2 separate regions of the Mus musculus genome follow, and region 2 is linked to region 1. The links are chromatin loops, found by intact Hi-C in ENCODE. Cell type or tissue: left cerebral cortex. All regions are shown on one strand. Links, peaks and the distances in the headings refer to the core of each region. The heading gives the core; the rest is flanking DNA. Region 1 has its middle 18 kb from the start of Gm16087. Region 2 has its middle 31 kb from the start of Gm52008.

What was found. Hi-C counts contacts between places; a loop is a spot of excess contacts. Peaks named below come from ENCODE experiments on the same cell type or tissue, not always from the same donor. Only the 100,000 strongest peaks of a DNase experiment are listed, where the experiment ranks them.
Region 2: it touches region 1 in a loop (7-fold over the local background); 2 of 42 quality-filtered maps call a loop at or near these places.

Annotation. Positions count from the first base shown.
Region 1 is chr12:106,930,374-106,946,446 of GRCm38, reverse strand. No RefSeq gene overlaps it. Among named protein-coding and RNA genes, the nearest start is that of Gm16087, 18 kb to the left of the region's middle. In left cerebral cortex, for the core only: no CTCF peak of the experiment used is centred there; a DNase peak (open chromatin) is centred at 6,873.
Region 2 is chr12:107,134,204-107,150,276 of GRCm38, reverse strand. No RefSeq gene overlaps it. Among named protein-coding and RNA genes, the nearest start is that of Gm52008, 31 kb to the right of the region's middle. In left cerebral cortex, for the core only: no CTCF peak of the experiment used is centred there; a DNase peak (open chromatin) is centred at 7,824.

The sequences.
Region 1 (16,073 bases), core at 4,104-9,103:
GAAGATACTGAAGTTACATCAAGAGAATGTCAAATTTTTAAATGTCCCGTGGCTTTTAATTTTATCATTTTTGTTTGTCTGTGTGTTTTCCCCAAAGCAGGATATCTAGTCATTCTACAGTCAGGCAACAGCAATGGTGGCCAAGCTGTAGATGGTGCGTGCTATGAGTGTGACTGTGGAACTCAAGATCTGCTGAGGAGTGGGACTCATCCCAGTAGAAGCTTTGGCCCCAGCATTCTAGCTGACCTGGGTTGTCACACACACACACACACACACACACACACACACACACACACACACACACACCACAGCAGCACCTGACAAGGTGTCCTGGGAGCCACACAGAGCCTTCGGGAAAGGAGTGACTCCCATCTGGTAACTGAGGGCTATACGGGGCCATAGCAGATTGACAGGAGCTTTCCTGTGAGAGACCTCCAGTCAGATGTCAGAAGGTGAGGAACTAGTATCAGTGGATTAGTGAAGAGGTTGACAACTTAGTTAGATTTAAATTTCAAACCTCACAGCACTGAGTCTGAAAGCCCTTTGCTTGACACTCTCGCTGATGTCCCTGTTCTGCTCAATCCTTGGCAACTTCAGGCCTGTCTACTCCGCAGGTCGCACCCATTCTGCACATGCAAGAGTGGTCAGAGCTTGCTTCTTCCCCTACCTCTGTACACCAAGAGTTGATTATTTCTGCTACTTCATGACTCTGCTCTTTATTTCTCTAAATACATCGTAACTGTTGTCATGGAATCTTGGATAATTTGTGAATTGCTTGGTGTACTTGTTCTGGGCCTCTATGAGCACCGAGTCTTTGGATGGAACCCCGAGGAGCCCCCACTGGTCCCACAAGTGGACAGGCTTGTTCATACTGCAGTTCTTTCTCCTGGGGATACTGGGGAAGCCAGGGCAAGCTGCACTAGGAATTCCCTTGGTTTTAGCACAAAATATGGTCAGTCTATGTGGTCTAATTGTCCAGGCTAAGTGCCTGCCTCCTGGGATGATCGAACATGCTCTTTTAGCCTAGCTAACCGTACCAAGGCCCCAGGCCCCCGAGGTTCCTGTGGACTGATGGTAAGACTCCATTAGAAGAGTCACCTTCTGCCCTTTCTTCTCACCTGGGCCCTTGTCACCTGTGCCCAAGCATCTTTGTTCCCAGAGGCCCTTTCCTGTCGCTTGCAGCACCAGAAAATGATCTGGAGGGACAGATAGCTGCCTTCTTGCTGAAATAAACTTTTAAGGAAAGCACTCAAAGGGGATTTTCAAATACTCAGAAAAACAAAGTAATGTCATACAGTTTGTGAGAAAGAAACACTTAAGTACTAGACATTTCTGATTCAGGCTCCTGACTCAGTAGAAGGCTTTAACACATGACATCACCACCAGAACCTGTCCTCTCATGTACAGAAAGGGAACGATCAGTCACAGCCTTGCAGCAGAGAGATGAGAGACACGTTGACCACCTACCACTCTGCCTTGCCCAGAAACTGGGATATCGAGCAAAGGTTGCTGTTACTGGGCCAAATGCTACACATGACTCAAGAAACTGACACCCCAAGCCTATCAGAGGCTGTCACCTATCCACAGTGGGTGTGATCTTATCTGCTGTTGCTGTGAAAAGTGGTGTCCTTGGCTCTTTTTAGCTTCCGGCAGCCTTACACAAGGGACAGCCTGGGGAGGTTGCAAGACCAGATTTTTCATGTTAAAAAAGTGTTGCGTGTAAAAGAGGCAATGAATCCATGCTAAAGGAAGGGCCAGCCTGCTAACAGTGGCAACTCTGAGTGGATGAAGCCACTTGCCCCGAGCAAGAAACAACACAGAAGAACCTGTTCATGGTGTATCCCAATGCTAAAAGACCACAGTTACCTCTACCGCCAGCATCACTGCCTCTTCTAGGAGAGACCCTCAGAACTGTGCTTATTTACTTATTAGTGCATGCACATGCTGCCCTCTGTGGCCTCCCCCTCCTTCCATAGAACTACAAATTTGCCACAAACTGTGGGTAACCCGCTTTGAAAGTTCATTTGGAAGTAGTCATTGCAGTTTGAAATTGCACAAATAAAAAGGATCATTGTTATAGAGTCATTAAAAACCCTACAAATAAAATGTAGAAAGGCAAGCCCCTCGACCGCCATATTATCTCCCTCAGAGTCTCTTTCTCTCTTCCTGCAATTCAGAGATGCTATCTCCAGGGAGCATCTATTTCTACCCCAATGTGTGTGTGTGGAGCTGGGGTGTCCACCTGGGAGAGGGCAATGGTCCCTGAAGCAGAAGTTGTGGCTCTGTCACCTATAATCCCCTCACAAAAGAGCCCTAAAGGCCACAGCCAAGACACTGTGTACACGGAAGGATGGAGGGGGGAGGGGGGAGGGGCAGAGTGTGTAATGTAAATGGCTTTGAATGAATACAAAAGACCACTGTAGGAACGCGGCTTCCCAGTTACATTTGGACTTTTGGTAGGCACTATTTGGTATCTGACAAAGCCATAGAGAAAGGGTAGCCCATGACAGCCAATTCTTCAAGGACACGAGAAAGATAGGTTAGTGAGTCGTTGTCTCCATGTGGGGGTTGGGTGGGGTGGGAATGGGGGGGGACTGCAGTGGAAAAACAAAGCAAGGACCAGAGAATTTCAGTACCAGTTTCAAAACACAGGCCACAGGGTCTCTTGGCAGACCAGCTGATTCCCCCTGGTGAGTCTCTAGAGGAAAGGGATTTAGAGATGAGATCTCATTACTCAGTTTGCTAAAAGCCCACCTGTGAACACAGACAGCAATCATCTCTGGGGCTTGGGGGTGGGGGCGGGGGGGCTGTGTGCTCAGGTGGAGGTGGCTTAACCTAATCAGCCGCTTGACTTCTGAAAAAAAAAACGGAGGGGTTCTTCTGACACGGGGCCTGGGCATACAGAGAGAGGAGCCTCAAGTGCAGGCTGACTGATGGTCATCCAAGGTCCCTTTGCAATACCCGCATAGGTACTGAGAAACAGATGGTAATGACCCCTGAATGGGTGGAGTTCTGAGGCAGGTGACCCTGGATCTATATGTGGGCCTTGCCTGTTAGGACTTTGTGTAAGAGGAGCGATGAGATCTTGTCATGTGCGTACCCTGGCTTCAAATGGTGCTGGGGAAGAGGGTCCCTTGTGTCAGCTTAGCCTGATTCCACATATCACTTCCTGCCGTAAGTGTCAGTGTTACCCAGTGTTCACGCTCTCAGAAGCCACTTCCAGAAAGCTCAACATCACCTCTCATTGTCCATATTCTCATCCTTGCTTCTTGCCCTTCCTCCATCTATAGACAAGTGAGAGTCCGTTTTGATGTTGCCAGTGTCTTTTACTAAACCTTCCTTGTGGTCCCCAGCTGTACCTCACTCTGGGCATGCGCCTTCCACTGTGATTCCCTCCTCTGAATGTAGGCTGGGCTTGGTAACTTACTGATGGGGATATTCGGTGTAAGAGGTGACTGTGGGTAGGAATTTGCCTTTGTCTTCGCTGGCTTGACTGGAAAAAAACAGGCTTCCACACGAGGAGGCTCCCTGTGGAAAATGCTCTGGGTCTGATCGACGGGAAGTATAGGCAAGCTGTCCCTCAGACTGAACATCTTTGCCTTGTGTGGCCGTGGTTCTGCTTCTTGGCTCTGAGAAGTACTGATGGACAGTCCTGTGTGTCAGCTGCGCTGTCTTCAGAAGCCCCCAGGAGATGAGGGAAGCACATATCCAAGTGCATATGTGGTAGGATTCCAGACAGGAGTAAGTAGGGGAGGCCATCTCCTCTGGATATAGCAGAGTCAGGGAGGGTAAGCAGATGAGATGACTTAGACAATACAGGAGATGAGGATAGACTATATGCAAATAGTGTGCCAGTGTATAGAAGGGGCTAAAGCAGATTGTGATATCTCAGTCCCCTGCTACTGTTGATTATAGGGGTGAGTATATTTGCCTGTTTATATGAGCCTCATTTCTGTCTCTGTCTAATTAAATAGCAGCAACAAGCAAGGTGAATCCTGTCTGCCCCAGACAACGAGTTGATGAAGTCCTAGTGACACAGACATATACATAGTCTTGTGAAAGTATAACATTGTATCTAAGACAGGCTGATGGCAGAAAGTTCCTACGATCACTCATTTCCAACACTTACCATCAGAAATACCTTAGCCACTTATCCTGGCGTGCCTTCCCTAACACGCGATTCACAAACTCTTCCTTACCCATGAGTGAGACTTTGGGCATTTTTTCCTAATCACCACCCCACAGAACACTAATTTCACAGATGTGCAGTGTCCTGCATATGCACCATCTGTATACGTGTGCTGTCAGTCTCGAAAAGGAAAGCTCAACCCCACAAGAAATAATTTGGGCTCCTTTGAGGGGGTGTTGTCACCCCCCCCCAGAAACACATGCTCATTTAGCCACAGATATGTTAGGACTTCATGATCATTTAAGAATATTTAGAAAGGTTGAAAGTTTGTGCTGAAATATCCACGTGGTTTAGTTCATCGCAAATTAATAAGATCCAGAGTCCAGAGAGCTGAAGCAAGCGAATAGCACCAGGACTGCAGACAGATGTGTCCTGATGTATCAGGAGTCCCAGTTTCCCCTCTGGCTATTTCTAGGCAGGCAATGTGGGGGCTGCATTTCAGAATTCTTCAGCTCTGTCCCATGTTGAGTTCCTCTGTAATTAAGAGCTCTTGGGATGTCCCTGGTCTGTACAATGGCAAGCACATGGCATCCAGGAAACCTGAGCCCCTCCCTTGCAGGACTCTTTTGAGAAATGGAATGAATTCGGGTCCCACTGATGTTGTCAAAGTGACTGTGGAATTTTGGGGGAAGTGTGAATCAGTGCGCATCTATTCTCTGTTCTGGTTAGTCTTTGTCAACTTGATACAAATGAGAGTCATCAAAAAGAGGAAATCTCAACTGATAAATTTCTTCCATCAGACTGTTCCATGGGCATGTCCATGGGGCATTTTCGTGATGGCTGATTGAAATGGGAGAGCCCAGATCAATGTAGGAGGCGCCAACCTTGGTCCTAGGTTGTATGAGAAAGCAGGCTGAGCAAGCTAGGTGTTCCTCCATGATTTCTGCCTTTCTTCCTGCTAGGATTCTCGCCCTGACTTCCCTCAGTGATGGACTGTAGCGTAAAGTCTAAGCCAAAGAAACCCTTTCCTCCCCGAGTTGCTTTTGGTTGGTGTTTTACTGCAGTAACAGGAAAGCCCGCTAGCACATCTTCCTAAGCGTCCAGAGTCCTAGGTGGGACTTATGGAGCAACATACTCTTCAAAGAGGGTCTAGAGGACAGCCTGCTCACCTCTTGAAGTTCTAGAATTTTCTGCCTTGTCTGACTCATAGGCCTTTCCATCAGGAGCATCAGTCTGAGCTTGACCTCTGCATCCTGTGGTCACCTGTCTCTCTGACTTTGACCTCCTCTCTCATTCTCCTTCAAGGACCTCGCTGACAATGACATGGGTGCCATCTGGGAGACCCAAGATCATCTCCCATCTCCGAATCCTTGGTTTCAGTCTGCAAACTCCTTTTCCTCTGGGAGTTCACATATTTGTTAGGTCCACAGGTTAGAACTTGGGTGTCTTGGGGTGGCTGGTCTGTCTACCACACAAATCAACTCTCGTATGGCTGTAGCTGTGATCTTTCAATTTTGTTTCACTGAAGTCCGTGATTTTAAGGTCAAAGTCCCAAATCTTAAGAAGGGCCTCTAGCCCAAGTATATGGGGGAAGCTAGCAACATCAGCTGCATGCCAGGATCAGTCGGGACTCTCCTTCCCCCCTTCCCCTCCCCTCTTCTTCCCCTTCCCCTCCCCTCCTCTTCCCCTCCCCTCCTCTTTCCCTCCCCTCCCCTTCCCCTCCCCTCCCCTCTCCTCCCCTCCCTCTCCTTCCTGCTTCCTCTCTCAGTCATCTAAATAGACAGCAACTAGCACCATCCTTCCCAACTCAGGCCTTTATTGGCTCCACTGCTGTCATGGGACTTTCTCTGCCCCCCCCCCCCAGGCTGCTCAGGAGCTCCCCAATTGATGGAAAATCTTCAGCTGTCTATGCTTTTGCCTCACAAACCCTCAGCTCGAGCTGGAGAACTCCTCCCTCAGAGTCCAGTCACCCTTGCCACGCCTGAAGTACAAGACAGCTCCAGGGATGGTGAAAGCTTTATGGCAAGGTCCAGATCCCAGCAGTCACCAACCACAGGCAGTCAGGAAAGACTCAACTAGAACATCATCCACTCCCACCCGGGAGGACACCATGGAAGGTGGACACGGAGACACGTGGGCAGCGGACATGTGAATGGACATTTACTTGAGAAGGGGCTGTAGTGTGTGAGCCTCGTAGATCCTACAAGCATCTTGAGAAAGAGCCATTCATATGTCATATTTTGTCTCTTCCAGTTTTGTGTATCAGCTAGAAAGAAAAAAAAGGGGGGGAGAGAAGGGGAGCAAAGAAAGAGGGATGGGAGGGGCAGGGAAGGGAAGAAAAGAGACAAGGTGGGGAGAGGGAGAGTAAGAGAGGGAGGGGGTGGAAAGAAAAGGGAGAGAAGGAGAGAAAAGAGCGTAGAAAGGAAGGGAAAGTGGGTGGCCGGCCTCCGGCACCGACCACGTGGCCAGAGACAGCTCCGGATCCCAGGGGTGGGATTGTTCTAGAATTCCAGTAGAGGAGACATGTGAGCCAAAACTCAGGCCACACTACTGATGCTTTTCAGTTTGTCATCTCTCCAGCCCACACCCACATCAGGGGAAGGAGGAGGCCTGCCATGCCTTCTCATCCGGGAGCTCTGGGCTCCTTCTTGTCAGCCGCAGAGAAAAAGCCACTTCTCTTCCCCTGCCCTTCTCCCATGCTGGGCGGGCGCCTTACATTTTCTTGGCTGCGAAGGCTCTCTGTGTTTCTTGGCAGCACAGGTTCCTGGAGCACAGCCCCTTCCTGAGTCAGAGAGCAGAAGTGAGAGCTTGCGGGCCTTGCTGGCAGTTGGGTGCCTGCTCCAACCCCGTGCGTGAGTGCGTGGGTGGGAGGCTTTGCTTCCAGCTCCGAGGGATTCTCTCTTCCTACTTGTCCACCCGAAGTGAACTCTTTCCCGAGTGCCCAGCGGAGGCACACGCTCAACCTTGTGCGTGCTTTTTTGTTTTTTCTTCCTGCTCCATCATTAATGTAGGTTAGCCACAGACTCCACGGACAGACGGAGTCCTTGGGACATTTTAGTATTGCTGATTGGTCTTCTAGCATCTTCTTCTGTCTTTCTTATACCCAATATGAGAACTTTGTCAGTACCCTGCAGGGTCTGAGCCCAAGACCATCCAGTGTGGGGCCTCTAGTGTTTGGCTCGAATCTACTAAGTGGCATTCAGAAGGACAAAGCCTGTGTCTGAGTGTCTCCCAATTCATGTGTTTTTTTGTTTTGTGCCCAAACCAGCCACTGAGGTAAGAGTGCCAACCAGCCTCATGCTGAGGCAGCCAGTGTCCTTGCTATTGGCCAGGCAGCTAGATAAGACTGGGGACTGCGGTTCTGACACAGGCAGTTGAGCATTTGTGGGAACAGTCTACAGGAACCCTGGCTTTGGTTATTCCGTGGTTCAAACTCTGCCTGCTCTTTGCATCTGGATGGCCCAGTATGGTGGCCACAGCTACGCTCTCAAACATTCTGCCCCATTGTCAGACTCTCTGTCAGATCATGTTTCTTGATTTTTGATTCAGAAAATATGGTCAGCATATGGTAAGCGAATTCCCACCACTGTGGGCTGTAGGGTTTCTCTCGCCTCCCACGAAAGCCCCCATCTTGCTCTCCCAGGCAGATGGGCTCCTCTGCCCTGGTTTCCTGTGTCTGTCATCACGACTCCTGTGATCTAGCATGTCCGTGCCTGTGTCCTGGGATGGACGGGTGACTCCCCGAGGCAGGGACAGTGTGTTTCATCTCTATGTTCCTGGCATCAACTCTAAAGCTCTCTAAACTAAAAACAGTTTTATTTTCCCCCCAAGAGTCTTTCATGTTACACACTAGAAGCTCTCTTGAACACTTGAAGCATATATTAAAAGTTATAAATTAAAAAAAAATAGAACCAGGGACATTAGTATCCAAAGGAAAGGAGAAGTTATACATTTACTTTTCTGTTTTTCACACCCCTCTCCTCCTGTCCATCCCCTTCCAGCTCCATAGCCCTCCTCTTCCTCTTCTCCCCCCTCCGGAACATCTGACCTACCTGGTCAACTAAGGGCTTGTGACTTACACTAGCAACGGTTGCTGGGAGGGATTCTCCTCTGTGGGCAGGTTTCTGCCGTCCTGTCAACTCGTGGTCAGTGAAATGAGACCATGAACGGAGAGCCCACCATCTTGAACCTATTCCCTCACAGAGGGTCACGTCCACAGCTATGTAAATGGCTCCCCAAATATAAAGCCGAATTGCAACGGCTGAATTAGATTATGCACTTAGGAAGCAAGGAGACCTTTTATCAGAAGCCTAGTAGGGAAGAAATCTATCTTTATAATTATTTGAAATAGTCCTAGCCACCTTGTATTCACTGATGTTAACTGGTTTTTTAAGTACTAATCCCCACTTTGCTTCCTGCTTCGTCCAGTCTTTCTAGGCGTGAGAGCTCCGATCTGTTCCCTGACTGGGTTTTTTTTTTCCCCACACCGATGGCCGTTCTGAGCTTCATGTTGTCAGAGGCCTCTAATTATTTCTGCTTTCCAGTGTGCCATTCAAGATCTCCTAGGGCTTGACCGCCATCTATCATTTGACACCTCAGCTCTTTAAAAGATCTGTATGCCAACACCTTTTGCTCCAGTAAGTGTAGACATAGTCATTTCAACCATCGCTGACGCCTAAAAATAACCCAGCTCATTTATACAGACTTCTGAGTCTTTGCATACAACCTTTCCTTCTACCTGGGATAGGCTTCAGCTTTCAGTTACCTTAGCAACCTGTTTGTCTTCGAGAATATTAGCTGACTTTTCTCTTACTAGGGAAGGTTCTCTTGGTAAGCTCAGATGATGATAGTGGTGACAGTGGTGACGGTAGTGACTGCAATGGGGTCAATGGTGGTGACGGTGGTGATGATGATGGTAGCGATGATGAACATGGTATCAGATTGTAATAGCGGCGGTGATGATAGTGGTAGAAGTGATGATAATGACCATGACAGTGGTGGTAGTGGTTGTGATGGTGGTTATAAAGATGGTAGTAAGAATAATGAGATGGTGATGGTGGTGAGTTTGGTGATGATGATGATGATGTTAATGAAGGTAATGATCTAACATGTTGGTGCTGGTGATGGGAAGAGTGATGGTGGTGAGGAGGACGGAGAGAGCCATCAGAATAGCACAGTACCCACACTGTCCAATGGCATCACGTGCTGGGATGGGTGCTGTATGCTTTGTAGACTTTCCTGGATATTGCACTTTGTGGTAGAAGAATAACCCAAGTCAGGATTATTTGGAGAATAAAATTAAGTCCCTAGACAAATAGCTCAACTGCCTCAAGCTAGCAACCTACTTTTTCTCTGGCATAAACACTCTGGCGCTCGAGCGCTTGTGTGTGTGTGTGTGTGTGTGTGTGTGTGTGTGTGTGTGTGTATGTATGTGTCCTTCCACATGTTGGGATTGCAAGAAGTTTGCTAGAAAATGGGCACAAAATTGCTCCTGCATAGTGCTGTAGGTTTGCCAATAAGGATCATTTCTGGGGAAGAGACTCACCTTCAAGTAGAATCTGTGTACATATCCTTAGCCCTCATCTCCCAGAATCTCCAAGCAACAGATTTGGCCTAGGCCTTTCTTCTGCTAGAGTTTAAGTAGAACAAGCTTCCAGGGTCTGAGCTGAAGTAGAAACCTGTAGATCTCACCAGAAGCAAAGACTGGGTCTGATTTAAATCAAACCCAAGCCAAACCAACCTGAATGAGGTGGTTTCACTCTTTCAGACAAAGCAGACACAACAGTCAACACAAGAGGGTGAGTGAATCTACCCCATTCTTGTCACACAGCAGAATGTACAGTTATCTGACTATTTAGACAGAGGAGGGGGTTGACTCCTCTCTAAGGGGTTCCCCTCAACATCTGTGGGAGATCTACTAGCATGAAGAGGTCACATTCATGACTCCATCATTTCTAGTCCACTGCCACTTTCCCTGGCTCACCCACAAGCCTAAAAGCTCTCTTCCATCTGACTTCCATATCAAGATGCTCTGGCCCCTCTCGGAGCATCGGCTAGTCCATAGATGAGAATCCGGACTCCCTGGATGCTGCAACACTACCTATAACCAGTGTCAATGCCCCTTCCCGGTTCTGTCGTGAACTTTCCAGAGCATGTCAAAAGATGCTGGCCAACTGCCTACCATAAGCTGGTTACTTTGCTAGGAGAAACAGAATGTAAGTAGAGCCACAGATATAAGCCAAGGTTAAGCTATGAAGAAACCTTAGGATTAAAACAGTGGTGTGTGTGTTTCAGGCAATGAGGATTATTATGCCTCATAAGACTTTCAGGAGAGAAAAAAAAAGAACAGCTTTTGGCAGAAGGGCTCAAATAAATCTTAGGGGTACTGGGAGGCAGAGATGGCTATCAGGAAATAAAAGGAGCAAAAGAGGAGACACGGAAGTTCAAGCCTTGTAGAAACAGAGACTCGAGAGATGGAAAAGCACTCGAGTCTGGGGAGAGAGGAAGTGGGGGAATGGCCGCATAGTGAGTGTCATCGAGCTGACTCTCATCCTACCACGCAGTGGATGTTGCCTGTGAGACTTTCACTCTCTGGGGTCATGACATACTATGAAATAGGTTGAGAGTTTCCCATTGGGTAGCCCTAACATCATCTTTAGGACCAAGCACATAGTAACCCATGGCTGCTGAGAGAGAATAGAGCGCTGAGTGGCTGTGTGTATAAACCCCTTTAGTCTGCTCTGCTGATGCTCTGTGAGCAGCTCCCCCATCCTCTTGCTAATCTGAAGAGACACAGGGTGGAGGCCAGCCTGGAGCGGTGTCCACAGCATGGCTGTTGGCCTTCAGCTGGCTGGGACCTTATCCTGGCTCATTTCCTTGCTATGTGCTATAGTGCAGTACAGAGACAGCGTAGGCGCTGGCCTGGAGCAGTGTATACAATACAGGTGTTGGCGTTTGATTGTCTAGTACCTTACTTCTAGCTCATTTACCTGCTACCTGTTATAATATGGGCAGATGATCTTTTTACATTACAGTGCTTCATTCACCTAGAAAGATATCAGGTTGCTGGGTTAGGGAAACCATATTAAGTAGGCAACCTCTTGGTAGACGTGATGACGATATCACCAGATTAGGAAAATTGGCACTTCAGCAAACACGTATGAGAGAACCCAGGGAAAAGTTCAGGATTAGAATCTAGTTCTAGCGTTGAGTGGAGAAAATGCCAACAACCTCATTTTTTTTTCTACATCCACTCTCCAGGAGGAGCCTAAAGTATGCAGCCAGTCAGTAGAGTGTCCTACTAGCCTAGCATGGCTCCTCACAGCCTCCTAGTCACATAGTAGCTGAGGAATGGGGAGCAGGGAGAGTTGGGACATGGCTCAAGGCCACTCAGCAAGGGAGTGACAACCAAAGGCCGGGTCTAGCTGTGGCTTTCTCTTATCTGCTTCCTACTCATCGTCCATCTGAGACACTCTCCAGAGATCTCCAGGCAGGTCTGGTGTATCGTCTGACCTTACCGTGTGTAAGCAAGGGGTCTGGCTCAAGGGCGATACTCCTTAAAAATTAAAAAAAAAAAATAGAGAGCCAGTAAGAATCTCTCCAGAGGCGGGCAGATCCACCCACTGGCAAAGTGGATACTCAACCACGTGGTGCCTTTTCTTAGTCTACCTTGGCTAAAAGGCACGAATGTCTCCTCTGTATACTCCTTACCTGCCAGCAACCCCTCCTCCAAACTTCTACAGATGCAAAGAAGGGAAGGAAACACATTCTCTTCTCCCTTGGGTATGACCAGTTGAAAATGTCTCACCACGTGTTAGTGTAGGCTGCTCGAGATGTACTCAATATGCCTAACAAGCACCAGAATGCTCTATGACTGTATGTAATATGGGTCATGACATAAAAACAGAAAGGGAGTTTGGGGGTTGGGAAATGGAATAAAGGGAGGAGGCTCTGAGGAGAGAATGTTGTCAAAGCGTGGGCTAGCCTTGAAGGTTGACTTTATGAAAGCCAGCACTGTGTACAGTAAATATCAACCAATGGAAAATTGGAGTATATTAAAAATATACGATTCCTTACAGTTGGAATGAAGATCAGTCCATTACACATGGATTTCCATTTGTCTGAGATAGATAAACAGAGACCATAGGCAAAAGTTGACAGGGAGCCACAAGTGACAGCCAGCAGAGCTGTGAGGGCAGCCTTGGAGAGAAACTCTCTGCAGCCCTGAAACCCTGAGCTTCCCTGCGAGGGGTGGCCTCAGAGAGAGACTCTGTGCTGCTACCCCCTTTGACTCCGTGAGCCTGACATGGCTTGTACAAAAGGGAGAACCTAGCTTTTAACACAGGAAGTATTCCAAACTGAGAATGTAAAAGGTGAATGTACACTGGGCGTGGTGGCGCATGCCTTTAATACCAGCACTTGGGAGGTAGAGGCAGGCAGATTTCTGAGTTCAAGGCCAGCCTGGTCTACAGAGTGAGTTCCAGGACAGCCAGAGCTACACAGAGAAATCCTGTCTCAAAAAAAAAAAAACCAAAAAACCAAAAAACAAAACAAAACAAAACAAAAAAACAAAAACAAAAACAAAAAAAATCAAAAAACCAAAACCAAAACCAAAACCAAAACAAACCAAAAAGAGGTGAACGTGTGCTGGTTTTGATCCAAACTGTGACTGCGATTGAAATCATTTTAGAGCTTCTAAAAGTAACCATGGAATCCTGTTTTTACTTTTTTGTTTTGTTTTGTTTTGTTCTCTCTCCCTCCCTTGCCCTCTCTCAGCCTCCCCCCCCCCACTTTCTCTCTCTCTCATAAAATGAAAGAGTGAAAGAGAGCCAGTGAGATGTGAGATGGCTCAGCAGGTAGATGTGCTGGTCACCGAATCTGATGACCATGATGAGAATCCATAGCCCAAAAGATGGGAATGGATTTCTTCTGCAAGTCATTTTCTAACTACCACAAGTATGTTATGGTGCACTGCACACTTACACACACACACACACACACACACACACACACACACACACACACACACACACACATGCGCGTGCGCAAGAGCACATGTGCGTGGATGTGTGAAAAAGAGAGAGGAAGAATGACTACCAGAGCTTAAAGTCAAAGGTCGCAGAGGCCTGGGATAAAGATCAGTGAAGTCACTGCACACCTGGCTTGTACAAGGCTCTGGCTCCTCTTCTCAGCACCTATTTCCCCCCAAATCAACCAATGTTTACCCTAAATAAGAAGCCCCTGTTCCCGAAGAGCAGAGGGAAAGGAGAGTTCTCACACAGTGCCAAGATGACCTCGGCAGACTGAAAGCATCCGTTATTGACAGTGGGTCAGTGGGTCAGAGCATTTCCTGGTCCTGATGAATCTGAAACATCTAAAATCGTATTTGAATGGCAAGGTAAGCCAGATCTTGAGAGTTTCGTCCCTGTGTTACATAGTAATAGATGGTTTGCATCTTTGTATCTGTTTGGCATTTTCAAGTTTTCAACAATGGAAATTAATTCTCCCTCCCACTGATAAGAATTCTGTAACCCTCCCGCCTACACCCTCAACCCTCCCTCCTACACCTTCAACCCTCCCTCCTACACTTTCAGCCCTCCCTTCTATACCCTCAACACAGGTAACTGAGCAGCACCTCTCTGAGCTGCCAGAAAGTTATCGGAAGTTCCTGGACAGCAGCTCCAAATGGATCAGACAGTTTTCTATTGAAAAGTAAAACCCAAGTGTAAAAAAAATACACATAGACATAGAAAAGCAAACTAACTGCTGGCTGGGCTTCTGGGTGACAGTGGTTCCCAGGGACTAGGCAAGGTTACTGGATCTTGCCTAGAGACTTGCCTAAGGATGGGGAAGTCCCTAGGTAGCATGGATGTTAGGTTTGTGGGGCAGGCTGGAACACTATATCTCTCAGCAAATAGTGGGGAAGCTGAGGTATAGGGATCACAGTCTTGTTCCGTTTTTCTCCTGAAAGCCATTGCATGGGTTTCAAAAATGACTTCTGCAGACTGAAAGAATCCATCTCATTTTCAGTGGCTTGATGAGGTGTCTTTCTGGGGGTTGTAGTCCATGGCATGGCCCCTTCTACATCAGAAGGATCCATGGGTTTGTCCTTAGTTACATGGCATGTCCATGGTCAAAGCCTTGCAGATGAGACCCCTGGGAGAGGTCACCATCTCCTATCACACAGCCTCCTCTTCTTCCTCACGTTTGTCTCTGTCAGGCCTCACTCCTCCAGTGCAATGCTTTGAGTTCCTAACCATTCTGTGGGTTGGGGATGGAGGTCAGTAGGAGTGGATGGGGAGGGTAGGAAAGCAGGAAGGTAGAGAATGGGGAACGCTCCCCCCCCAAGATTTTAGCATCAGGCTGACCCCAGGGACTAGAGGTGGGATGGGGCTTCTGGTAGCCATCAGCTTGGATGAAGAGATGCAGAGAGCCCCAGACCCTGGACCCAGTACCCTTGCCAAGACCTTCCCTGAGACACTCCAGTCCTGCCTGTGTGTGACAGGACTGGGTCCCACACAGCTGAGCAGAGCTGGAGTCTCTGTTGACACATTCCTGGTTGCAACTCACTTTCCCTGCCTGGTTCCTATTAACACTGTGGGGTTCCAAGCTTTAATGGATACACTCTGGCTGCAAGGGAGGGCTGCCCAGGGCCGCCGGCTGCCAACCAGGTTGCATACAAATGAGACCTTCACAGCCCAGACACTGTTTTGTTTACTAACTTCTCAAAAAACAATTAAGCAACAGCAAACCCCCAAAACCTTGGAAGGCTAGAGGCTGGACACATGCTCCTTTATTGAGGGACAGAAGTCAGGCAGATTGGAGGATGCGATTGTTGGTAAACTTCGGCCTCCTTAGTGCCATGCTATTAGTGTGGCATTCGGTGGATGCATTTTGCTGGGGATATGGTCCTTGGCATTTTCAACATCCTGCTGGAGATGCCTTACAAAGACCAGGATCCACCTGTAAAGGGGTGGGCCAGAATGGGTACACAGAGCAGGGCAGAGAACTGTCCTAAACACCAGCCAAGATGGCACAGGCTTGACAATCTTAGATACTTGGCCATACAAGTACTTGTTGTCACAACTGAGGAACAAGGCTTCCTGTCCTCCCTCTCCCAAGCTCACCAGCCCTTTATGGGAGTAAGAGATCTTAAAGATGGAATCGCTGGGTACCAGAGCAGAAGGCTCCTGCACAGGAGGAGGATGTCTGAGGAATGAGATGCCAATACAGCGTGATTGTTTTGTTCAGCCCTGGACCAAGCTGCCTCTCCTGGGTCCCATGCAGGGTGCTTCAGGATTCCATTTCTTGTGCAGTAAGTTGGGACACTGAAGGGTGCCTCTGAGCTATAACCTTTGGAGATATATAGATATAGACATAGGCATAGGCATAGGCATAGGTATAGGCATAGGCATAGACATAGACATAGACATAGACATAGATATAGATTCTGTTTTCAAGGACAGGTTTAGTCATCTATTTATTTGCAACATTGCCATCAGCATGCGCAGCTTTTTTAGAAACCATGCTTCATATTGCACATGATGATAAAGAATACTGGGTTTTGTCAACCCCTGACAAACACAGATCATTTCTCATAAAAGCCAAATCTGATCAGAATAAATGCTAGTTAAAACAAAACAAAACAAAACACCCCAAAAAAACAAAAAAACAAAACAAAAAACAAAAAACAAAAAACAAACAAACAAAAAAACATGGGGTGGAAGAAGATGGTTCAGTGGATAAAGTGCTCACCGGGCAAGCAATCGGACTTGGATTCTGATTGTTAACATTGCAGTAAAAGCCAGGCACAGTGGCATGCGTCTATAAACCTAGCACTGAGGGGGTAGCCACAGAAGGATCCCTCGGGCTTTCTGGCAGTCTGCTTAACCAAAACCTTAGCTCCAGGTTTAGGGGGAGACCCTGTCTCAAAAACTACCGTGGG
Region 2 (16,073 bases), core at 4,832-9,831, 200 kb before region 1:
ACACTTGACCACCTCAATTGTTCTAACTTTCCGTGCCAAGCTCACAGACAACCTCTTCTCTGAGGGCTATGTCGAGGGCCTCCAATTCAGTGAATCCACTGTTTATCTCTCCCTAGTTTGTCACTCATTCATTCATTCATTCATTCATTCACTTATAATCAGATCCTTGAGTCTGTACTTAGCCTGAGAGCGCTATAACACTATATACAAAGTACCGACTAGAAACTCCACACACATTTGTTGACTGACTTAATGTGTAGCCCTGCAATGATTGACAGTTGGGGGTCAGGGGGCTCTTGCACTGAGGGTAGTGTATAGCCTAAAGAGATAATCAAGATGATAAGTACATCCACACTAGGACAGGAGCTTTAACAAGAGCTTTTAGTGAAGGGAACTTTCTGGGAGCCTCAAGGAAGGCATATTATTTACAAAGAGCCAAACGTGGTGTTGGGCACCTATGGAATGTTCCTTGAACAAACTGCTTTGCATTTCCCCACCAAAGATCTCCTCCATGGAGGAGGGGGTGTGTTTGACTTTCAGGGTGGAAGGTATGTCTGTGTCTGTGTTTTTGTGTTGATGTGCATGCATGTGTATACGTGTGTGTTTGTATGCAAATATAGGCATGCAGGTGCTTGTGTATACATGTGACGTATGCACACATATGTCCTTAATTGTATGTCTTCCTGGTTGCTGGTCTATGCCAGACTATGATCAATGCTTTTATAACAGTCTCAAACTAAAAGTCCCTACCCTTTAGTGGGGGATGGAAGGACCCTTCAATAGGGGTTGCATATCAGAAGACCTGCATGCCATCCATGTACATTAACGTTCATAACTAGCAAGATTAGTAACAATGACATAATTTGATGGTTGGAGTGGCATCAGGAAATGAGAAAATCTATTTAAGGGTTATGAAAAGGTTATTAGGAAGATTGAGAAAGGCCATTCTAGAAGGAAGATCAAAGGATTGAAAGCAGGAGAAGATCGTATTGAAACGTCTTCTTGAAGCTTCCAAGTACTTTGAGAAGGGATCTGAGCGACTCTGCAATCTGACTACAGCCTGAGACACACTCTATGGCACATCAGCTAGGAAGACCAAGAGGCAGATAACTCTCTGCCTCACGCCTGCTTGAGAGCTTAAGGGCCCAGAAAGACTGTCCCCTACTGGACTCAGGGCTGCCGGTGTCACTGCCCACATAACAAAAGTACTCTTGGCTCATGGGGTCTGTGATGAAGAACACTCTCACACAGCTCACCAAAGGCTCCATGACAGGTGAACCCTGGACAGCCAGCTTCTACATCTGGGCAACTCTGGAAAACAACGTACCCAGGGGGTTGGTGTGACTTCCACAAAGGAATAGTTTCTGCAAACCAGGTCGTGCCCATCAAATGCCCCAGAAGACTGGGAATGCGCTCGTTTATCATACGTGAGTGTGCACTTGACAATGGCCATTTGTGCCTTCCCTGTGTTATGTAATTATCACCACAGCCAACTGAACAGCTCTCACCCTCAGGCCCCTGCGCTTCTCAGGTGGCCACTGACAGAGTTCGGCCCCCAGACAGTTTAACCACACTGGGGCCACCTGGTACTTGAAGTACCTCAAGGGCCTTCATAAAACTGCTGGGTGACCACAAAAGCAACCACCAGTTCCTCTGGCGCCAGGCCCAGCAGTAAGCGCCCTCCCTGAGGTGGGGTGGGGAGGCTGAGGAGGGGAGAGGAAGATGATATAGCACTTTGCAGCTTTGTCCCTACCAGTCGGGGGATAAGGGCCTCCAGGCAAGTTGTCACTTCTTTATAGAAACCTGCTCGGGTCAACCCGTGGAAAGTCCCACCAGGAGAAGAGTGCTGGAGTTCTGTTCACGCTCTATGAATTCACTAAAAGTAATTTGTGCCTGTCAGGCACTCAGAAATCACATATAGGATGTTAGAAGGCCAGTGACTCGCAAGGAAAGAGAATGTCCTCACAGACAAAAGTCCCCATCTCTGACCCTTCCTGGGCAGCCTGAAAGGGACAAAGTCCATCCTAAAAGCTAGGCTTGTGTGAGGTCTTTTTAGAAGGGTCTTGACCTTTGCAGGGCTTGGACATTTAGGACCAACCATGAGCCTATGTTGACAATTTTTGTCTCTTATCTAAGTCTTAGGTCACCCCAGATCTGACTGTCCACCTCAGTGCTCTCTACCACCCATCCATCTGTTTATTGGAAACCCATAAAGCTCTGATAAGTAGCCTAATCACAACCTGACCCCAGGTTTGAGCCCCAAAACCATCAGACTATGAGGTTAGGGTGGCTGCCCTTCCTTCCCACCTATCTTGCTTCAATGTACACACAAAGCTTGGAATATACATTCAAGCTAACCCTCAGGTATACAGCAGCAGTTGCCCAAAAGGCCACACTGAAAAGCCCGAACTGGAAGAAGGGGGGACTCTGAAAAATCACTGACCCTCGATAACAGTAAGAAAGGCATAACTCCTTGTGTGTGTGTGTCTCAAGGCGAGAAAGGAGACTCTGGTGCCATATGGTCTCAAAAGGACACTCGACCATCAAACAATCAAGAGCTAGGAAGTAAAAAATGGAAAGCCATAGAGCAGATGATAGCTGCGGGGCTCCACACACCTCACACAGAGTGCTCTGCCTTCCTCAGATAATGTGGTACCCATGCTTCCTCATAGGAGAACAGCATCGGGCAGACGAAACTGACTGTTTGCATCTATGAAGAACTAAGAGTTAAAGACAAAGTTTCCATGTGATAGCACCCTTGAAGAAAGAAGAGAGAGAACCAGAGCTCGGGGCTTCCCATGCCCAGGTCATTGGTACCATGACTCTGACTACAGCTCCTGGACACAGAGAAAGAGGTAGGAGAGAGGTATGAGAAGGACCCAGGGCTTTACAGTCAAGGCAGGGCTTGAGACATTCTCGGAAGGATGGGGACAGGCGAGCTACTGTACACAGCAAACGAGATGAAAGGCAAGAAGATTCCAGGAATGAACACACAGAGCTTCTGAAATGCCCCGGCGTGAGGGCCCACAGTGGGGCTCAGAGGAGCGGGGGATGAAATGGTCCCTGAATGAAGCCCTTCCTCTGTGATCCAGAAACCTCTGCTGGCCTTCACCCTGCCGGTTTCACGGGAGGTGTTTTCCCATTACATCACAACTTACAAGTCAGATTCAGCCTAACGCCTTGGTTATTTATCTGAAGGGAGGACATTTCAGAGAACCTCGTATTGCTTAATCAATCAGACTGAGTGAAGGACAGACAGACAGCACATTTCTACCATGCCGTGTTTCTGATACACACCACTTTAACAGCGTTGTCTGTGGTTTCAGTTTGGCTCACCTTACCTCCCTCCTGGTGATGGAGGAGATGAGGGCTGGATGGGGAAATGTAAAAAGAAATAGTCCAACTGCAAGTGCGTTTACTGAGCACTTCCTGTGTGCTCAAAAAAATGCACTCAACACATAACCCAAAGAAACAAGGCTTTGGGCCCAGAGCCTAGCTTCTGGCATTCCAACCACATGGGTATCTGTTCTTCTCCAGCTGAGGGGATGTCTCTGGCAAGTCACTGGGACACTCTGAGCCTCAGTTTCTCTCATCTTTGAGAGGAGGGATGATCACACACACCCTGCCCTCTCTTCACAGCCTGCAAATGGGAGGTAAACACAGGAAATAAGCTTTGGGGGTGGGGTCTCCTTAGGTGGCGAGAGGGAGCTGGGCACCCTGCCCTTCTGCAGATCCAAATTCCTTCTCTTCCTATGCACCTGATGGATTAAAAACATCTGACTAGTTGTTAATAACATTACAATTATTGCTACCATTTGAGACAGCATCTCATGTGTTTCAGGCTGGTTTTGAACTCCCTGTGTGGCTAAGCTTCTGCTCACCAAGTGCTGGTTTACAATTTTGCGCCTCTATATCTGCTTTATGCCTAAGGTACTGGTGGCTGGACCAGAAGGTTTACACATAGTAGGTACATTATACATAGTGGGTGCATAGTCTACCAACAGAGCTACCTCTCTAGCCCTGAACTCCTTTTTATCTGAGTGAGGAAGCCACCAGCCACTCCTCAAAACAGAGCGAGCTTTATCCCATGTGAACGAATCCACGACTCTGTAAGAGAAACCTCAAGGCCACATGGCCTTTGGCATTCAGAAGGCTTCCCGTTTAGAATGTAAGCAGTTGCATGCATTAGTATTATTTAACACCCCCAGTGGGACCTGGGGCCATGCCTTGCAATCAGGCACAGTGATATTTCTACAGAAAATGTATGAACATGTGCATGAAGTGAAATAAACACGGGCTATAAATAGCCCGGTGTCAGTCTGGGTCAATTTTTGCTGCCTAGTAAGTTCAGGTCAGGCTAGTTGTGACAGCCAAATAAGTTATCGACTGTGGACTTTCTAAAAGCCTGGGCCTTCAGGATTGCAGCGAGGTGATAGAGGACATCCATGACAGATGAGAGTCTATTGCCCTCCAGTCTCGGGGTTAAGGGCACCCAGGTGATGCGTCACCAAGGCCACAAGCTGCAGATACTCCTCCTCCTTGCATTAGACGGGAAACTGAGCCCTGGACAGGAATCTGTAGGTATTGACGAGCAGGTCAATGCCTTCTGTGTAACTTCAAGGCTCAGGTTCTGATCCTCGGTATCCGACTGATGCCTGTGGCTATCTACTGGGAACTGGAAGAGTTAGTCTGAGAAGTAGAGTGTGAGTCATTGGGTCAAAGGAAACAGCTCACTCTGGATCCTAACACCCACTTCCTTCTAACCAGGAGGAGGGGACAGTCTCAACATATGGGATGTCAGAAAACAATAATACATAGTCACACCGACATCTCTTTAGCTGGGTGTCAGGGGATTGGGAGTGGGCTTGATCCACCTGGTACTCTTGTCAGAGCTTTGCTTCTGCTGGACTTGTCCCTGGACTGACTCCATCAGCATCCCTGACTCCATAGTCAGACGTAGGACTTGTCTCCAGACTGGCTCCATCAGCATCCCTGACTCCATAGTCAGATTTATCTTCTCATGGGGTCAACTGAACATGTTACTCTTTTGCAGAAAACCCACTAGGGCTTTTGCTGAGGACCTGGACACACAGACCACTGCTGCCAGGCAGGGTCAGTGTGCTGCATAGCCCTTCAGGTCAACTAAACCTAGAGATGTCGCTGTGCAGGCTCATGTTCAAAGCTCAGTTTCACCACAACCTCGGTCTCCATGGTAACTCTCCTTCTCCTTGTTTCAAACTAAAGTTTGTCTGAAATTGAAAACTTTTGCCTGATCGTCTACCCTAAAGAATATTTGTTGATGCTTCCAAGACAAAAACAAAACTGCATGTCCTTTCCTTGGTTGGAATATTCCACCTCTCTCTTCTTGGAGAGTTCTTAGTGTCCCTCTGATTCTGCCATCTAGCTGGCCCACTTTTCTTCAAGAGAGCAAATTGGACCCATTTCATCCAGAATTACAGTTGTCTGCAGTGTGGTTTGTAGAGGTTTGACAGGTTTGTGCTGAGTGAATGGGTGTCATAGAATCAGGGTCTACAGCCACACCACTTCAGTTCTAGAAAAGGCTGCTGTGCAGTTAGCCATTTTCAAAATCTCTCAGCCTGGGCAGCTCTTAGATGAAAGCTAGAGTGTTGGGGTGTTTCCTAACAACTGGCACAGGTGACAAATGGGGAAGGAGCCACACCACTGCTTCTTTTGTCTCTGAATCATTTAAGCTCCCCCACCCAATCAGATTCTTAGAGTAGTGCTTCTCACATTATAGTCAGGAGTCTGGAAATGTGGAGCTGTGTCCACCAGGCTTCAATCCCACCCCTGAAGGCCAGGGGTTTCCAAGGCTGGGATCCATTGCCCTCGGATCAATCTGAGTCTGTAAGCAGCTTTTCAGGGCTGTTGTCTGATTCTGAGTGACAAATGATGGTTTCCTTGATTTGATCTTGGTGGTTGAGTTTCCAGGAGGTGAAGATCCACAACTCTATGGCAGAAACTGCTTCCCATGGGATGGACAGACTCTCTGTCACTTGCCAGATAAGTAGCAAAGGTGGCAGCATACAGTTCTGCATTAGATTACAAGGATAGGACTCTTCTCTTCTATCTGATGGGCACTCAGCAGGTATGCGAGGCTCACCATCCAGGGAAAGCTATGGGACAGGAGATCCTACTGACAAAGGACTTCCCTAGGGATTCTACACCATCCCTGTAAACACAGTCCTGCCCCAGTTAACATGGTCCATAGCCAATGTCATAACAAGGAGGCCTGAATCTAATTACGATGATACTCTAGATTTGAATGTACCCCCCCCATGAACCCCATATGAACATAGATACTTCTGCTTGTTTGGGGACTTAGAAACCTTTACCAGCCTTGGCTGGACACTGCAACCCTGCCATGCTGGCTTTGTGGGTCCATATAGAGCATCTCTGTGTTTGAAGTAGGAGGTGTGTCTGTCTGCCTCATTATTAAATGGGAGTTCCTAGCCCATGCTCATATGACTGCCATGGAATTAGACCTGACACTTCCTTTATTTGCTTATTTGCCTTCTTTGATATATTTGTGTGCGTGTACATTATATGTAGAATGTGTGTGCAAGTGTGGTATGTATATGATGTATGATGCGATATGTGAACATAATATTCATGCGTCTGAGAGGTGTGTATTCAGTATGTCTATGATATGTATATGTGTATGGCATGTGTATATTATATTGATATGTGGCTGTGTGTTTATGTGATATATGTGTATGTGTGGTTGTGGCATGTTATAGAATCTGTATGTGTGCATGTGATTTGTGTGCATGAGAGAAGTATACATATTTTTGGTGTGTAGGTATGTTTATTAAGTGTGTATGCATTTATGTGTGTGTGATGTATATATGATACATGTGTGAGTAGTATGTATGCCTTTGAGTGTGCGGTATGTATATATGGTATATGTGAGTATATACTATACTGATATGTGCAAGTACATGTGCCATAGCACATGTGCATACCATGACACATATGTGGAGGTCAGGGGACAACTTTTAGGAGTCGCTTCTTGTTCTGGTGCAGGATTTCTCTGACTTATACCGCTTCATCACATGGTCCAAGTTATCCAGCCCATGAGCTTTTCATGCATCCCCTTTCTCCACACCATCTTGCTGTTGGAGTCCTGGGGTTACAAATACACACCATTATATCCAGACTTGCAAACGTGGTTCCCTCGGATCCAGACTGAGGTCATCGGGCTTGTGTGGCAAGTGCTTTTACTACTGAGCCTCTCCAGGCCCTTTGATGCATTCTGACATTCATTAGAGCTTTGATAGTGCATATGAGTCAATGCCATTGAACCAAAGGTGTTCTAAAATAAAATCCCTTTCCCATTCTGAGTGCATCCCTGCATCCGTTGAGAGTCAAGTTCAATGCAGCATGCCACAGCCTTTGCTGTTCTTCATCGCTATTAAATCCTGCTGCGTGACAAAGCTTTGGGTCTCCTGGTGCTAGATAGATGATTAAGCCTTAGCTATCCCTGGGCTCCAGGGCCTCTCCATCTAAAAGGAAAAGTGGACAGAGTCATAGTGTCACTTCTGCCATTGGACCTCTCCTTCCCTCAGCCTTCTGTGCCAGTGACCAACTCCCACGCTGTTCTTGAATGTGGGCAGCTCAGGCACGCCTTGCCTTCTGGAGCTTCGGCCACTCCAAGTAGGCATCCTTCTGCCTGTCACTAAGCAGGGATGACATGAGTGGGCACAACTGACATGTTTCTTCCTTTTGGAAGTGTGGGTGCCTGCAACATTTTCTTCTCTTTCTCCTTCCAGAAGTGCAGTGGGTAGCAAGCCAGTGAAGAGTGGGTGGATCCAACCAGCGTGGTCCAAACGGCCATGCTGACTTCCCTGCAGCTCAAAGCATCCATACTGCTGTTGCGGGTCTGCTGAAGTCCCTCAATATGGTGCTGGCACTCTCACCCACATTAGGAAGGGCTCGGAACACTGCCAGAGCAGGAAGGAGACATCACACAGATCTTCCTAGCCATAGAATACCAACGTATCTACATAGATACCAACATATCTAGTGCTAATGCCAGCACATGCAGGAGGACAACTAAAAGTGCCTGCATTTGAAAATCTCAGCCTTACTTTCTTTAGTGTGGATTCTTCCTGGGACTCTTGCAGCACCTCCTTCCCAGGATCATTAGCTCTCTGCCTTCATGGTCACCACGTTCATTCCCCCTCCCCCCTTTCCCCTTTCTTTGTTTTGATTCAACACTTGAAGACATGCTCTGATCGTCATAGGCCCCCAGCCTCTGACTTTTCTTAGGTGGAACAAGGAATGACTCAGTCTTTCGCAGTTCCCAGCAAAACTGGCAGCACACAGTAGGTGTTTCGTAAATATTGTGTAATTAAAATGCACATAGTAGGTGTTTTATAAATAGCGTATAATTAGAATACACACAGTAAATGTTTCATAAATATTAAAATGCACATGTAGATATTTCATAAATATCATATAATTAGAATGTACACAGTAGGTATTCCATTAGCACTCTATAATTAAAATAAGATACAGTATTTTTGTTGAAGGACCAAAGATATTTTAAACTCCATCAACTCAGACATGATGGTTGAGAGTAAGCCAGGATTCTAAAATCAGTTTTCCAACTCATCAGAACATTTAAAAACAAATAATGTATGATCTTAGCCAAAGCAGAGATATGTTTGTTGTTCATTGTCTGTAGAATGAACACCAGTTGGTCGTAAGCCCCTCTGGTAGCACCCACTAGCAGGTGATGAATGAAGAAGAAGGGAGGGGCCTTGGTGCCCTTTATTGCAGTGACAATAAACGTGTCTACTGAACAACCTGTGTGGGGTTTAGGGAGGGGTTTCTCTCTGTCTCAGATGAGGTGAGCTTACCAACTGACACCCGCTTTGCAAGCGTCTCTTTACAGCGTCCTGCAGGATGTTCTCTTTAGAGATGGTTCACTCTCTGAGAATCCTATTTGAAGGGAATCATCTTGTCTAGGTCCCACCTTTGGTCTCTCATAGACCAGAGCTTCTACTTTCTCTTTGAGGTTATCTGGGGAGCAAACGGATAAGGAAGGAAGACGCTAAGAAAGAGAGCTGGAGCATGCTCTCACTAGGCAAGCTATACGCAAACATGAGCATGTTACCTCCAGACTCCAGTACCTCAGAGCTGATAGGTGGCAGACCTACCACCTGGCAAGCTTTGTGCTTTGTTGTGGAATGAATTTCAGCTCTGCTTACCTGCATCTGGTACCTTACGCCCCACATTAAAGAGCTTAAAGGGATGTGCCTCACCCTATGGTGACTTCCCCCTGAAGTTACTTCAGGTGGACTTGGCGTCTGGTTGGTACCTCGGGGAAAGATCTTCTCCCAGGCAGCTAACTCAAATACTGTAGGTTTCACTTCTAAACCATACAGGATTCTCAACTGATCTTCCCTTTCCAGAAATGTATCCCATACCATACAACCTAGGTTGGTCATAAAAATAAATGGATTTTATTTGGTTTTAACTTATGTTTATGAGTAAGACTAAAGATAAAACCCAAGGTTTTGCCCATTTTAGGTGAATACTCCATCACTGTGATGTGTCGCAAACTGTGTATGTGAGTTTTAAAAACAAATGCCTGCTAAGTACACAAACCAGACCCTTCTATTTGTTTGAAAACAACAGGTTCATCCGGGATTCCCGTTGGACACATGGGTCAGACCCAGGCTAACACCACACTCCCAACATGCACCTCACCTTTCCTGCAACTCCTGTTTCATCAGGAACCTGGGCTACCACTCTCACTGCAACATCTCCCCATGCTTCGGAGAGCTCCTAGTTAAGACAAGTCCATCTCATTCAGTATTTGCTTGCTGGAGTTGGAATCTCAGAGTGGTCTCTAATACTCTGAGGAACATGCTTGAGTTTGGACATTCAGGGTCTATGACTGGCTTAGGAATAGCCTGCTGAATTAAAGCACAGAACATGTGTCTACTAACAGCCCAGAGGGCTTGCTTAGCTGTTGCACTCTCATGAAAAGGCATGGTCACCTCTGTTATACAGCCTTGCATAGTGGAAATTCCTTAGTCAACAGACTTTGATATTCATGACCACAAGCCATCTGGTAAAATTCACTCTCACCCTTTGGCTGCAGTTGGCCATTTCTGCAAAGAGCAAAAGTTCACCTGAAAACACTAAAAGAATCCATGGTAGACATCTGGAAGCCAGGCCTCTCATTCCTTGTGTATCTCTATCTTTTTCCATACCTTCAGTTGCTTACCGGTACCGCAGATAGCTGAGCATCCTTCTGCTCTCAACATACCAATTTGGCACTAGAAATTCAGAATTAACTAAAATATATTTTTATCTCCAATAACCTAATCATGTGCCAACCCTTTTGGTGATTAGCAAGACCGAGGAGCAATGACTTCTATCTCCCCTGGTTCTTTCTCTTCTTCAGTCCTCAAATGTCTTAGACTCGAATCCTTCTACTACCCAATTAGGGTCCTGTACTCGTCTTCTCTTTAAGGACAAGAGCAGTAGGTAAGAAAGTCACAGACTATTTAACCTCAGGTGCAAAGGGGTCTCTCTACTCTCTACCTGGCATGTGTGGATCTGTGAGCCAGGTAAGCCATCTTCATTTCCTAGTGTGACACAGGCCTGCTGGTTACTGCCCATGCCTTTCAGTCTAAGTATTTATTGATATGTGAGAAAGTTCTGCAAGAATCCAGAGTAATGCAGACATGAAACAATGAGACCAGACAATGCCCTGGAGCTCCATGGATATCAGGGTGGAAGATCCCACGAGATGATGACCATGGTCATAGGATCTTTGGTTAATCTTGAGAAAGATATAGAAGCCTCTCCAGAGAAAAATGTGCCAACATGGAAGGGAGATGCCAGACCCTCCTGATGACCCATTTCTGGGAGATGAGAGAGCCCGTGGGCCCCTGAGAGCTGTTGCTGTAGACCTCAGCAGGTGGGGTGACAGACCAAAGAAGAAAGCTTGCCACAAGCCTAGAAGCCACCACCGGGCACAGACACCCTTCTTCACCCTGCCCTTCTGAAGATGGCCATGCATATTTACATCTTATCGTTTCTTCTAGAGAAACGATAGAGCACCCATCTGTCCAACCACACTCCGCTTCCAGGAAACCGAAATGAGAGCGGATGTTGTCTGTCATGGCTCGATGTCTCTCTCTCTCTCTCTCTTTCTTTTTTGCCTTCCTTTCATGTAAGACTCTATTTTTGTTATTGTATTCTTACAAGATACTCTTGAGAGATATTTTCTCTCCTCCCTCCCTATGTTCCTCCTGAATTGTCTAAAGCCTTGAGCTGCAGAAGGAGAAGCAGATACTGATGAGGCCATTTAGCTATTGGCAAGTTACCTTGCATACTCCCTCAAGCCCTTCAGAAGGATGCCTGGGGGGCTCCTGTAAGGCTGTGGCCTTGCACCTTAGGGGATGCTTGACAGTTGCTGAGCCTGCTGTGAGATATGTGGCCTCAAGACCTTTCCCTGCATGGTGCCTGCTTCATGTATTCTACCTTTTCATACTCTCTTCCTATGTGATTCTCATTGTCCTCACAGACTGGTTAAGAGATAATGTCTCCTTTTGGAGTTGAGATGAGATCAACAGGTAAGCACAGGTGCCTAGGAGGAGAGGCAGGCTAGAACCAAAGAGTTTCCTGACTGCAAAGATCAGACTCCCAACTTTCTTAGACTCCTTAAGGTCATGAACTCTGAAGGCATTTTGCATCTCTCTCCAGAACCCTGCATTCAAGACATAAACACTAATTTCAAGATATGTCCAGGCAATGAGATGCTGCTGTGTCCTGCAGCACACATGAAACATGAGCCATTTGTTCCCCCATCTTGAGAGTTTGAAGTATGATGACTCTTGATTTGCCAACCCCCCTGTCAGGATCTTCAATGTGAAATGGTAACTTGTTCCTTTAGGGAGATACAGTCCCCAGCATCCTGTCAAAGATGCACGAGGTTACACCATGCAGACACACTAAGGGAGTGACAAGGGCAAAAATTGGTACTTTAGGGAATTCTCTTGCACATTGCTTATATATTGTTTCAGAGTTTAAGACCAATCGGTCCACCACTTCTCCATTTCCTCTTCATACATACCCACATCCCATTCACCCTAGACATTTCTTGATTTTATGGGCTGTGGGAAGATATATCCTGGATATCTTAATCTTCAGGGTCAAGGCAAGTCATTTACTTCAGGATAGAGGGCACGGCATCTAAGGTTGTCACTTTGAAATGAACAGCTTATGGAGAATGGTCAAACTCCTAGACTGGAGCTTCTGTCTTTAAACATCTATCCATTCATAGCCACCACTGCCTGGCAAGGCTGTCTAGCTGTTCTGGTTTCATTTCTGTCGCTGTGATAAAATATCCCAACACAAAGCAACTTAAGGGAGGATGGGTTTTACTTTAGTGTACAATTCCAGGCTACAGTCCCTCTGTGTAAGTCTAAGGTAAGAATGTCAAAACATTAGTTACATCCACTCAACAATCAAGAACCGAGCGAGGTGAATATGCATATAATCTCACTTGCTTGTTTGTGCTCAGCTCAAAATATTCTCTGCTCTTCCATAATTGAGGACACCCTACCTCTCTTCTCATGAGGGAAAAGCACAGAATGAAAGGATTCACTTATGGTGCTAAAGGTATGTATGCAAGAGAGGATTCCAGGAGCAATGGAACTCCAAACAACCCACTGGACCTTCCTTGAGCAGAGAGATGAGGGCACCTTCAGTACACACATCAACATAGACATCCTTCTGAAGGAAAGATCCTCAGAATGTATTCAGAATCAACTTCTTAAAATAGCTGTGTTTTCCCCATACAGAGTAATGAAGGTGGAGAAAGGGCCTAAAACAGCATCTTCCTCCTAAGGGGCCAGCCATCCCATTATCAGTATGTTCTCAAAGGAGTAACATAAGAGCTATTTCTTACCTCAGATCCCACTTTTATGTTCTTAACCCACAATACAAGCCCTTCTGAGTGTTCAATGCTCAGACAACTGCTCATTTTAACACCTTACATGTAAGGAAGCCGACATGGTTTGAGGAATTCACACCTGGTTCAGCAAGTGAGCATTCAAGGCAAGTTCCCATTTGTCACATTGTAATTGATGAGGTATCTCCTGTCCATACTGAAGGTGGCCCCCCTCTGCTTGATAAAGGTACAGTGGGGTAGTTTGGGGCTCAGTAACTCATGAAATCCATTCTTGTATACCTTCGCACATGAGTGAATTCCTTCTTCTTGTGTGTTCTCCCATAAACTCATGAGATGCTTCTAGGCTAACATGCAAGTTCTCTAGCATCAGTGTCTTGTGACAACCTACCAAGAGAAGACTCTGTTGCTCATGACTGGCTCATTTAATGACTCTCTCTCTCTCTCTCTCTCTCTCTCTGTGTGTGTGTGTGTGTGTGTGTATGTTCATGTAATGCTAGAAGCAGACATAAGGTAAGTTCAGTCCGTTGGTCTCCACATTTTTTAAGGCAAAGTTTCTCATCTAATATGGAACTCAACACTTGGTTGACTGGTTGGTGGACAGAAGGGATCTATTGACCCCACAGCAGAGCTACAGTTACAGTAGCAAGATGTCATTCTCAGCTTCTCATGGGTTGCTGAAGTTCCAAACTCAAATGCTTGACATTGATGTGAGCCAACACTCTAACAGCGGGGCTACCTGCTCACCCTGTGATCTGCTTTTTGTATAGAACCAATGACACCCTCAGACAGGGTTTAATTGATTTCCCTTGTGGGACAGGCCTGAAACAAGTGAGATCATGTGCTGTTATGAAATAAAGGATGGATCTTACCAGTGTGAGTTTTTAAAGTGGAACCATCTTATCTTCTGCCCACCATTTTAACCCCAATGAGCGGTGCTGCCAGGGACGGCAACCTTCTTGGTCTGTGAGGAGAAGAAGAAGAAGAAGAAGAAGAAGAAGAAGAAGAAGAAGAAGAAGAAGAAGAAGAAGAAGAAGAAGAAGAAGAAGAAGAAGAAGAAGAAGAAGAAGAAGAAGGCGGAGGAGGAAGAGGAGGAGAAGGAGGAGGAGAAGGAGGAGGAGGAGGGGGAGGAGGAGGAGGAGGAGACAGCCAAGACTTCTACAGCTGCTCTGTACTCCAGGTATAGAGCTCTAGATAATTATCTCATTAAACACTTTTCTATCCACTGCAACACCAAGCACCCTGTGTTACCACAGTGAATAAAACCTCTGAAGATCCAGAAAAGCCAAAGACAAGCACAGAGGCATGGGATGGATGCCAAGTGAAAGTCAGAACATGGATCCAGACTCTGGTAGCCCATTGGAAATCAGTCTGAAACCTGTTTGTTCTTCCTCTCACAGAGATATGAGATACACACACACACACTTACGTTTGCACATGAAAACTCAAATACAAGTATATATTTTTATTTTCACAAAAATGTACAGGCACATACAAATGTACACTCAAAGACACATCCACACACAGACAAGTGTACATAGACATATGTGTATACACAGACACACATACACACATACACACATATATATATATATATATATATACATATATATACATATATATATGCACATAGACACGTAAACATGCATATACAACATATACACACATATAGATGCATATATATATATATATATATATATATATATATATGTAAACATGCACTGACAGATACACACCCATAGGCACTAAGATATGCACATACACCAGTATGTATGCATACATATACATAGACACAGACACATGCAGGCACATGTAGGCACACACACACATATGTATAATGCATAAGACATACACTTACAAAAAATGCACCCATATACATGTACACATACATATGAACACACTGACAAAAACAGACATTATGTACATATATTCACATACACATACACAGACACACAGACACACACAAACACAGACAAACACACCCGCACATAGAGGCACACAGACACACTTCTCTAGCAACACAAGGTTTTGTGATCTTTGAGAATTAAAGGTGAGATGACATTTTCTCGTCACAAGGGACATTCCCTAGCTTCTTTCACAAAGGGAGCAAGAACCTTAAATACATCGGTGTTTTTCCTTCTGTCTTTCTTCAAGTTACATAATCAAAGCTGAGCTCAGCTCTTGGTGTCTGTGGGAAATCAGACTGGAGTCTACATAGCTGCAGTGTTTTTGGTTCTTCTCAGAGGCTGTGGAGCCAGGCCATCACTGCCCTTGAAGCTCAGAGCTCTGCTCTCTTCTCCCTGTGTGTGTCTGTGTGTGGATGTGTCTTTGATGCAGAAATGACCCTGGTCACCTGGTGAGTGACCGTTTCTGAGCCTCTAGAGGAAGTAAGTGGAGGACAACTCAGAAATCACTTGGTAGACACATGTTGTGTGTACCAGGAATGTGCTACAGCAGTGACCCTGGTCTCACTAACCTGGAGGATGGAAGCATCAGAATATGTGATGCGATTAACGTACACACTACTCTATCAAGATAGAAGTAACCTGGCTAAAGTTATGACCTCATTAAAACAAGTCACCTGATCGAAACTGTCTCACTGTTGCCTCTTTGTGGAAGGGCTCCCAGATTCACAGTGGAAGGGAATCTGCCTTGGTGGCACCTCTCAAGCCACTTATCCTCAAGGGTCCTGGCCATCACTGCCAGTGATGGTGTCCCTGAGGGCATGCGTCCTACCTGGTCATCTGGGTACATGCCCATGACACTGGTTCAGTGCCAGGCACAAAAAGGCTTCCTGCTTATATATCTGCCAACTGCACAGGAATGTGCACAGGGTCAAAGCTGACCTTGGAGTGATGGACAGGACCCAGATCTGTCACCTGGCCAGATTTCCTGCTGTTTCTGTACATGATCTCCTGAGCGTCAGGTTCCTAGGACACAAGCCATGGCTAAAGCCTACAGGAGGTTCACCCTTTTGATCCAGGTCATTCTGTGGATTTTTCCAAGAGATGGACCACGTAATCCACCCATAACCAACTTGATCTTCACCCTTCCTCCCTGAAAGCATTACAGAGAAAAAGAAAAAAAATATCACCTGCCATGAATATCATAGGAAATAAAT